2 separate regions of the Mus musculus genome follow, and region 2 is linked to region 1. A link is a loop called in an ENCODE intact Hi-C map of the cell type or tissue named here. Cell type or tissue: heart. All regions are shown on one strand. Each heading gives the region's core, and the rest is flanking DNA. Links, peaks and the distances in the headings are about the cores only. Region 1 has its middle 17 kb from the start of A530065N20Rik. Region 2 has its middle 26 kb from the start of Gm19866.

What was found. A loop is a pair of places that touch in the nucleus more often than their neighbours do. Peaks named below come from ENCODE experiments on the same cell type or tissue, not always from the same donor. Only the 100,000 strongest peaks of a DNase experiment are listed, where the experiment ranks them.
Region 2: it touches region 1 in a loop (2.1-fold over the local background); 1 of 42 quality-filtered maps calls a loop at or near these places.

Annotation. Positions count from the first base shown.
Region 1 is chr13:60,010,433-60,015,810 of GRCm38, forward strand. No RefSeq gene overlaps it. Among named protein-coding and RNA genes, the nearest start is that of A530065N20Rik, 17 kb to the right of the region's middle. In heart, for the core only: no CTCF peak of the experiment used is centred there; a DNase peak (open chromatin) is centred at 2,189.
Region 2 is chr13:59,939,664-59,945,041 of GRCm38, forward strand. No RefSeq gene overlaps it. Among named protein-coding and RNA genes, the nearest start is that of Gm19866, 26 kb to the left of the region's middle. In heart, for the core only: no CTCF peak of the experiment used is centred there; no DNase peak of the experiment used is centred there; H3K4me3 peaks cover 657 bases; H3K27me3 peaks cover 1,513 bases.

The sequences.
Region 1 (5,378 bases), core at 306-5,305:
ACTTCCCCGATGATGTGAAATAATATCTCTAAAGCATTCACTAAAAGTGTAATGTGAGCTACTCAATGAGCCACAGCACTCAATGGCACCAGAATTTGTGATTTAGACTCAAGGACCTGAGACCTAAATTTTCTGTATCAAATCCCCAAAGAGGAGGTCACACAAAGTAGCACCCAGCCCGAATGCCACTTGTGATCCTTGCTCCTGCAAGGGAGGAGCAGAGAACTCTCCTCCCCTCCTCACACTAGTTAGGCTGAGGGCAAGCCGTGCCTTCTCTTGTCTTCATACTCTCTGTTCTTCACATTATGTATAACCTCAAGAGCCCAGGGCAAGAGACCAGCGTCTAGGGAAAGACCTATCCAGAGAGAGAAATTTCCATTGCTGGTCACGAGTTAAGTCTTTGCCTCTATTGACGATAGCTTACAGCTAAAACAACAGTGTTCAAGGAATACCTTGTGCTGCCACGGACAACTGCTGAGGGTCAAGACACAGCTTGGGGTATAGCTCAGTGGTAGCGTACTCACCTTGCACACAGGAGGCTTGGGTTCAATCTCCAGCACTACAAAACAAAACCTATGTGGAAGGCAGACAGGGAAGAGAGCAAGGGGCTGAACGGCTGGTGATTTCCGTTTCAAGATCTTGCAAATAAGAACAAGAAAATGGGACTGGAAGTAGAGATCATTTCCTGCTAGATACTTCTGTGATCTAGAGTTTCATCTTCCTTAGAAATGGTGAGACACGGAAGACAAAGAGCATCACACATTTTTTAAAAAGTGATTTATTTTTAACTACGTATGCATGTGCATCTGTGTGGGTTTATCCACATGAGTGCAGCTGTCTGCAGAGGCCAAAAGAGGTCATTGGATCTCCTGGAACTGGAGATACAGAGTGAGGGTCCTCTGGGAGAGGACCACATGCTCTGAGCCACTGAGCTGAGTCTCCAGCTCCAGCATCACATTTGCTTGGTTCAGATTCACAAGTTGTAAAATGTTAAAATGTTTCTTTATTTACTTTTTTCTCAAAGAGCTGAGAATTGGCCTAGGGCCCCTGAGAGGGCTACACAAATATTTATCACTGAACTATACCCTCAGCTCTTTGTTGTGTTATAGTTAGTGCATGTCATAATACATGCATGTGTTTTTGGTGCGTGGTATGGTGTTGGAGGTCTGTGTAGGGATCGGTGTCCAGTGTATGGATCAGTTCACATAGTTGTTCATTTGTGGTATGAATGCTTGCAGCATTTGCCTTTCCAGATACTCAGGAATAGTCAATGGAATATTGTCAGCCATTGTCACCCTGCTGTGCGATACAAATCAAATTCGTAAGATCTGCCTGCCATTTTATTTTGTACTCTCTGACCACTCTTTTTCTGTCCCCTTACCCACTTCCCCACCCCTCTTCTGCTTCTGACAGCCACTGTGTTATTCAGCTTCTTCAGATCACCATGTAAATAAGATCATACTTTTTTTTTCTTTTAATCTGTCACTTAAAGGGAAGGGACTCCCCAAATCTAACTGATTTGCTCAAATCTTCCAGGGAGTGACCTCTTTTTCCATTACTGTTCATACTCCCTAGCCATAGCTTGGGAAATCAGGGCCTAGATTCTTAGCAGTGTTAAATTCTAAGACTACTTGGCAATGAAAACCCGATCTGAAGGAGTCAGAAGTTTGGATTTGAGTCTGGGCCTGCTGCCTTCCAAACAGGTGACCTTGAAGAAGCAACTGCCCCTTTGTGGTTAAGACTGAAAAAAAATTGGTTCCGATGATCTCCAAGCTCCAGCTATCAGACCCTGTGATATCCTTTACCGAGCCAGGAAGTTATGCTCACATCTTTCTCTCAATGTAATTCAGTCCAGTGTGGGGGAGCAGCAACAGACAGAAACAACTTCTGTTATCCCCCTTCTATCCCACGAGTCAGCACCAATTCCGTGCCAACCGTGTCCTTCTGTAAAGGATAGAGATCTAACCCACCAGGCTTCACCCGTCCTCATGAAACACGGAACAGAGGAGAATAGAGAAGGGTGCGGGGAGGGAAGGAGGAAGGGAGGGAGAGAAACAGAGGGGGAGAGATTATGTATTCACACTGAGCAAACCAAGCTTGTCTCATTCCTGGGCCCTGTGAACAGCTGTGGCCACAGCTGAAATATTCAACCCTACCAAATGACGACTTTCCCAACTCGGCCCCTCGCGTGCACCAGTGAAGTCACCAGCCGCTCAGTTTCCCAGCTTAGTAATGTGCGGGTCAAAGCCAAAGACATATTAAGAACAGATGGCCCAAGCTGACAGGGACAACTGCTCCAAAATATACTCATGGGGTGTGAGCTCTAATGCAAACAGGGGTAGGATGCTCCTCAGAGCATGCTAAACGTGCCTTTGGCTCTTTCCAACTCTCCACTGTTCCACTAGCATGTGACTGAGACTGTTGTGTTCCTCCACTTTGCTAATTACTGACCCCCCCAGAGAGCTGATCCAGAATGGTATCGAAAGATGGGGTCCCCAGGACCCTTGGAAACGAAGAGCATGATTCAGGTTGGCTTTCATTACCTATTCACTCGGTCAGTGACAAGTTGTTTAGAAGCCAATGACAAGCACCCCTAGTACCTACAGCAGTGTCATGCACTCTCACAGTCCTTCAAATGTTTACTGAGAATCTTCTATGAGCCATTATCTCAAAGACGGGCCTGTCTAATCTCTAAGAAGAACACATGCAACAAATCCAACCTCCTAGTTGACTTACCCCTCACTTTTGTAACACGGGAGTGTTTTATATCATATTCTTCAAATTTTTAAATGTTGCGTTGCCCACACAGCCGAAGTCTGTGCAATACAGACTGTGTCTAATCCAGAGAGCCTTGGTTAGCTGTTTTATGCTGAGACTCAATTAGTCACAGCATAGGGAGGTAGGTGATATCCAGAGCCAAAGCTGGGTCTTGCTATCATTCTCAAGAGGTTATGGGTACTTGGGGCCTTTGAAACAGGTACAGCTTTGTTATGGGTAGGCAGCGCTTAGATTAGAAGGTTTCCAGAGTGAATATCCAGGAGGAGGATGAATGGAGGGTCGCTCATATCACAGCAGGCTCCTTTGTGTGCACTGCTTGTAGAGGCAATCCTTGTGAGTAATTCCAGGCTTGAAGAAAGGGTTTGTGGGATAAAGTCTGACCCGTGGAAGGCTGCACTTCAGCGCCTACCTGTTGGAGGAGGGGCAAATACAGAGTTGGTCCTCTGCATCAATAGGTTCCACGTTCTCAGGTTCAGTCAAGCATGCATGACAATATTCCAAAAGATCAGGTCTGTACCAAGCATACCCACACACCCTTGTGATGATTCACTGAGCAATGCAGTGGCTGCTTACATAGTCTTTGCATGGTATTAGGCATTAGAAGTAACCTTGGGACCATGACAAGTCTGTGGAGGATGTATATAGGTTGCGTGAAGAAGCCAGAAGCTTCTCTGAGTGTGTCCAGCTGGACTGGGCAGGATATGCATAGGTTAAGAGAAGATTGGTAGCTGCCCTTCCTTGCTGCTGCTCAGAGCTGTGTTCCACTGTCTGCGGTTTCCACTTGTCCTTCTTTATAGCTCTGCATGGACTATGGATGTCTTGAAGTCAAGAGTCAGAGTTTTAGATCAGTGCCAATGTTTTCTGCAGTGAGCACTGTTGAGTAGGTTTCTCAGGAAGGTGGGTTTCATTAAATAAAAGATCTTTGCACTGGGCCTCTGATCCCAATTGCAAGCTCAGCTGGGTAGTAGGGTAGTGATCCCCTCCATTATTGTTCATCAGACTCTAGAAACTTCTTCTTCAGCACAGGGTGTGGCCGAGAGACCCAGGCCTGTAGTGTGGAGAACACAGCCAGCTGGATGAACAATGCTTATGTTTTGAAAGCACTGTGTCCTCTGTAGGATAATGTGGGCTTTGCGAAAACTCCATGCCCAGGCTCTCCAGGGGGCGAGAGACTTGGACACTGCTTTCTCCCTAGAAGGCTTCAGAGTCAGACTGATGGCTCCAACCCAGCCTGCACCTCCCAGATCCCTCCCAAGGTACCTCTAGCAGACCCAGATGGGAAGTGTCAGACCATCACAGAAACACACCAGCATACGCTGAGAAGTCTACGTTCCCATACGACAAGAGTTGCTCTTGTGTTCTTTAAGACACAGATTCACTCAAAAATATGATTGCTACCTGAAACCCCAGCCCCTATCCTTGTTTTCTCTTCATACTCACGTACCCTGCTAAGTCTAGCTTCTCAATTAACTTTGCAAGTTTCCCTTCAATCTGTGTTGCCAGTTGCTTAATAAAGACACCTGGTTCCCCTTGCCTGCTAGCCCCGGAGTCTCTACATTACAGCAACAATGACTATCCTCAAGCAACAAGACTCAGACCTCCATTCTTTCTGCCTTTTAGACGTTCTCTGCTCTGGTTCCAGAAAACCATGGTGGCTCAGACCTTTGTTACACTCTGGGCCTCTGTGACATGACGTACTATTTCCTCAAATTTTCTTCCAGGTTCTCTCTGTCAACCTTGCTATGTACTCACCAACTGATCAAGCTCAAATACCCTAGCCTCTGTGAAGCCCGCCTCCCAGTCTTCCTTTATCCATCAAGCTACTTATTACGCTTGTCTTGGACACCACAACATCCATGTGGCACTGCTTGAGAATTTAGCACGTGGTGGCGGGATTTTAGTGTCTGCCCTTTCGTTATTGCCTACATCTTATTCAGATTTAGGTCCCTGTAGCCTTGACGGACAGGTTACATAACTCCTTTCAGCTTCGTTTTCCGTTCATTTAGAGAGGCTACAAGACTGTCAAAGAGCTAAATATGATGAATCATAGCATACATTGCCTGGAATGTGGCAGCTCCAATAGACAGTAAACTGATACTATTATCTACTAGCATAACATTGGTGCAGAGAGGCACTGTCTTCTCGAACATACCTTCAGAGGGAAGGCTTCTATGCTCTGGGTTTGAAGGGATAGATTTTGAGGGGGGAGTGTAGCTGTTGGCATCAGATACTCAAGGGAGCAATTCACCACAGGGCTGGTGGCTTTCCTGGAGAGAAGACAACTTTGATTGGAACCTAGCCTCAAGTTGCTTGGGTGATGTGGACAGGTACATGGAAATCGACTGGCTTTTATTTTAGTCAAGTGAAGACAGATAAGAAGTGGACAGGAGTCAAGAGAAATCTATTTCTGTGAACGTCCTTTATAAATGTGTATTAACCTTTTGCGTGATCTAGTCTTAGGTAGTTCAACACCCACCCCTATAACAGGGAGAGAAAGCAGACTTTTATTTTGGCGTGAGCACAGAATCCCAGGTGCAGTCTCCTTTCTGGTGTGAAACAGACCCATAGTCTCTTGGAGTTCAGCAGAAAGTGATGTCAGC
Region 2 (5,378 bases), core at 261-5,260, 71 kb before region 1:
AGAGACACATGCAGACATGCAGACACAGAGAAGGATGGAGACAGACAGTCAGACAGGTATGCACATACACATACAGAGTGAGAGAGAGAAGAGAGGGGAGAGGGGAGAGGGGAGAGGGGAGAGGGGAGAGGGGAGAGGGGAGAGGAGAGAGAGAGGGAGGGAGAGGGAGGGAGGGAAGAGGGAGGGAGGGAAGAGGGAGGGAGGAAAGAGGGAGGGATAGAGAGGGGAGACTACATTAAGCACTAAATTCCATAGGGGTCCCCCTATCTACATGGCTTCAGCTCACTCTTACCTTCCAAAGGCTTCATCTCCAAATGTGTTAGCAATAGAAGACCAGACCTTCAACTTAAGAATGTAGGCAGGGTAAAAACAGTTCAAAGCAGGGCCAGTCACCTCAACACCTTTAATTTAATGACATTTGAGGAAATGTTAGCACACATTGTGGTTTATATGTGGAATGCCCCTAGGTTCCAATGCTTAAGGACGTGGTCTTGAGCTAGTGATGTTTGGGAGGTTGTGGTACTGTGGCTGATGCGGCTGCAGGGGCGGGCTTTGAAGGTGACAGCCACTGCGGGAGGGGGGGGGCGGGGGGGTTGGTTTTGGTTTGAGTCTCTGCTTCCTGGCATGTGGAAAACACCACACACAGACAGCTCTTTCCCCAGACCTTCCTGACTGCGATTCGCTCTGTTCCCGAAACCACCGGAAGGTACACCTTTCCTAAGGTGCTCCTGTGGGGTGTTTGGTGACAGCGTTGGAAAAGCTAACTCCCACAGCGCTTGAGCTGGTGTTCTTGGGTTCCAGAGGTGGGGGCATAGTAGATACCTTTGAGAGTGATCTTTATGAATGACCTTGTTTAGAATTCCTTCAAGAAAGCCTCCATGCTGTTTCATGTGGCTCAGTCAATATCCAGAGCTTTCTATTGAGCAGATACAGTACGGCTAGGAAGGACTGTCAGTCACAGCGGAGCCCACAGGGGATCATGGGTTGGAGTGAGCCTGGCCCCTTAGCCTTGGCTCTCTGTGGTAACTTATGAATGAAAAAGTAAAAGTTCCCTGGCTTTGCATTTTCTGTGGGTTGTGGAGATTATATGCCTGAACTACTTCATGCCGGGTTTACAATCTTTGTAATTTTAGGATGGATCTCATTTTGTATTAACCACAAATATCTATACAAGGAAAAGAAAACAAAACAACAAAAAGAACTTACTGGGTTTTTTTGTTTTTGCTCTCTAAGTTCAAATGGTTCTGTACTGACAGAAAGTTCTGTATTTGGCAATGGACCCCGAGGGCCTGGGTCCTATTGATTCTCCTTCCCTCACCCTCCGAAGACGTTGTGGTTACTCTTCAGAAGCTGCCATAATTTCAAAGCCCACGGGGCTCATAATCAGGTTTGGGGAGGCAGCTCCCTTTGTAGGCTCTGCTGCCTGTCAGGGGGTTTGTCGTCGTCCCCGTCCCTGTCCAGTCCCCGTCCCCCGCCCCCCCTCCCCCCCCAGCGGTGACTGACAGCAAAGGCGCAAAGGCGTCCTTTTCTCTCTCCCTTAGGGATAATCCTTTGTTTAGCATCCCCGTTTTGTGGTAAAGGAAGTTGATTTAGCACCATCGCAACTGACTCCCGCACTGCCCCACGTCCTGGTCCCAGGAGCAGAACAGCAGCACCTCCTTGCAGACAGGAACAGACCAGAGGAGAGTTCAATTGGTCTGCGCACATTTGTAGTTTGGGGTCGGTCTTTTTCTTGCTGGGTTGTCGGAGTTTGTCCTTCCACGTGTGGCTCTGGAACCACATGAGTGGGACGTGTTTTCAGATAGGCTTTTAAGGTCCTTTCCCAGGATGATGAGATGAGAGAGCATCCAGGCTCTTTCTCCTCTTGGTGTTCTCTACTTTGAGAGGAGCCCAAAGCTTCGCGCAGCTTCAGATCACACTGTGTGCCTTAGCACTAGTCAAACAAGTCTCCACTTAGCAGCCTGCCCCCTGAGACTAGTAACTTTTACACTCTGTGCCTTCCAAGAAGGTCTTCTCTCTGATCATGTGACTACTGCTTTAAGGCTTGCTCTTGGTCACCCGCTCCTTGGTTTTCACCTTCAAATTCCTTGCTTCTCTTTAAATTCATGCTTTCATAGAAGAATACATTTCTACTGACTCACTACCCATATTTATGCTAGTTGCATTCCTAATGCTGCAATAAAATACCAAAACCAAGACAATTTATAGAGGGAAGGCTTATTAGGGCTGATAGTTCCAGAGAGTTAATAGTTCATCTTAGTAGGAAGAACAGTGAGGGCTCTCGTTATCTTAAGCCACAAGCAGAAAACAGAGGAGTTAGAAATAACTTGAGTCTTTAAACTCTCAAAACCTACCTCAAGGGACATACTTCCTCCAGCAAGACCACACTTCCCAAACCTCCAGAAAATCGCCACCAACTGGGGACTAAGTGTTCAAATACACGAACCTGGGGGGATATTCCCATTCAAACCACCATGTTTTGTAAGAAAATAATAATGCTACAGTTGTGTTAGCTCTGCATTACTATCGCAAGCCCTTGAAACTGTAGCTTATAAAGAAGGAAGGCTTGTGGCTTAGAGTTTGAGAAGTGCCTATCCATGGCTGATTGACTGATCCTTTCTATTGCTTTAGGCCTGTGGTGAGGCAGAGTGGCAGAGCCAAACCATTTATCTCATGGCTGTAATGATCGAGGAGGGGGAGAGGAGGAGACAGAGAGGAAAGGAGAAAGAAGAGGGAAGCAGGAGGGGGAAGGAGATAAAGAGGGAGAAAGAGGGAGAGGGAGAGAGAGAGAGAGAGAGAGAGAGAGAGAGAGAGAGAGAGAGAGGGAGATGGGGGAGAGAAAGACAGACAGAGAGAAAGAGAGGGGGGAGAGAGATGGAAAGGGAGAGAGACAGAGACAGAGAGGGGGGAGACACAGAGAAAGACAGAGACACAGAGAGAAAGAGAGAGAGACAGAAACAAAGAAAAGAAGGGAGTTGGTATCCCTTTAGGGACATGTTCCAGTGGCCTAAGATCTCCCGTTAGGTCCCTCCTCTATCTGCCTCCCAGGAGAGGTATGCTAGGACCAACCCTTCAGCGTATAGGCCTCTATATATGGGTCCAGATCCAAGCAATGGCCGCAGTTAACATTTACTGAACATTTACTGTACCTCACTACCCTCTTAGAGTTTTCTCTATAGCAACTCCTTGAATCATTCCTGGCTGATCAGTAGTCGTAGAAGCTGACCTTTGAAAACCAGAACACGAAGACTCACAAAGGCTAAGTAACTGGCCCAGAGTCTCAAGGAAGTCTTAGGTGCTTCCAATATGTTCATGGGTGGACCTTAAATTTATGATCCTTTTTCCCTCCACTTTGGCCAAAGTGGTCACATTCTGAAAAGATGCTATTTAGGGATAATAGGTCAATCTTTGGGTGAGGGACAGTGGTCCTCCTGTGATGTTTATTAAGAGCCAGACTGTGTGGGTTTTCAACCCTGGACCTGCATAATGGGATTTCAAGCTTACACAGCTGAGTTAACTGGCCAGCCAAGCATCACATATTTGAAAGAGGAAAATAAACTATCTTCCCTCCTAACGAGTAAGGATTTCATCAGCCAAATCCGATTTCTCGTTTCATGGCTCAGGAATTCAGATCTTAGTTCATTAATTAGTATAGTTCTTCTGAACTCCTTTTCCCATCTTGTTCAGGACAGAGATCCCCTCTCAGTCAAGGCTCAGCTACACTGACTGCTAAGGTGCTTTAATGTGGACTTCTCATGCCCCTGAAGCTCAATTCTTGGTTAGAGGCTACTGTCCTCATACCGATGGGCTCTGAACACTTAGGATTTTAGATTCTAAGAGACTCATAAGTAAAACATGGGCTTTGTTTTTGTTTCAAATATACATTTTAGGCTTAATTATTGTTCAGTGTTAAAGCTGAGAGGAGAAAAAAAAACCCACCTTCTTGAAGCCATTCAAGTAGCTTTGTATAAGCAGTGACTGAAGTCTTACTGGATGTAACAGGCATTTGTATCTTTCCCTTTGACTCAAAGCCTAAGGGCTTCAGTGGGGAGAATGGCCCGGCTTCCTCCTCTAGTGTCTGTGAGCGTCTGTGAGTTATCAGGCAGGCAGGGCTGAGCCTTGGATGGCACTCTGTGTGGATACATTGTAATTCTAGTTGAAGTGAGTGTTGTGTACCGCTGTTGCTTGGCAAATGTTGCAGGAAGGAATTGGGAAGGAATAATAACTTCCTGAGCTGGGTGAGGCTGGACATGTAATGTGACCAACAGGTGTGGAGATCTGCAGCTGCCCAGCCTAGCTCTGGGGAGTAGAATCTCCAACGAATGCATAATTAACTCTACCTCCAACTGAGTTGCCTGTAATGCTGGACCAGAGTTAGGTCAGAGGAATAATGACCGAAAAGAAACAATATTCTCCTAAAGAATACTCACAGAAGAATTCCACAGAAAGTTCAGGTGATGGCTAGCTTGGTCTGGTGTTTTGTTTGTTTGTTTTGTTTTGTTTTGTTTTTTAAACTTTGTATGTAAAAGATTAAATAATCATTTGGAAATCTTTGTCCAATCATTAGGAAACACAGCTGATGTTTTCCCCTTGAGGTCTATCAAGACAAGCCAGTCATTTTCTAAACAGAGTATTCATTAAAAAAAAAAAAAACATAGATTTTCTCTCAATACCACTAGACTTGACCTTAGCCCTAGGAACAAATAGCAAGAATACATTGTTTAACTGGTTTTTTTTCCCTCTGAAAGAGTTAATTGCAGGGTTCTTGTAATTAACACAGGTGTCTACCTCCGCAGGCATCTCTTTCTCATGTCTGTTATGTAGGATGAGCAATCAGAGGCGAACTGTTTTTCTTAGACTTCATGTTGTCCTTTTGGATCTAGCAAGGGGTGACGAGAGCTTGCTATGACTCCATCTCTGGAACTTGGCAAGGACATGCGTTTGGTGGAGCACCTGCTGGTCACAGGCTTCCTGATCCTGCTCGTCCTAACAGTTGGATCTCCCCCCACCCCCACCCCTAATCATATGCTTGCCTTTCAATTAGGTCTTGTTCCATTTCCAGAAATTTACCCAAATAAACTCATTGCTCAGGTGCCCAGCAAGAAGAGGTTGAACTCTTTAGCCACCTACCCTTCCTACGGTTCTCAGAGAATAAATGATCTAAATGGAGCTATTGCCTTTAAGCGTCCTTAGGAATCTGAACAGATCGAAATCACCTGAAGCCACAGGGTTTATGGTGTGGCTTTACAAAGCAAGCATTTGAAAGAGCTGAGGAGTGTGCAAAGGAAGGGACCTCTTTAAGATGGCTCAATAGTTCCTGGGCTAACAGTAGGCATGAGCCAGCAAGCTTGGGGATTCTAGATGTATAGCAATTGGTT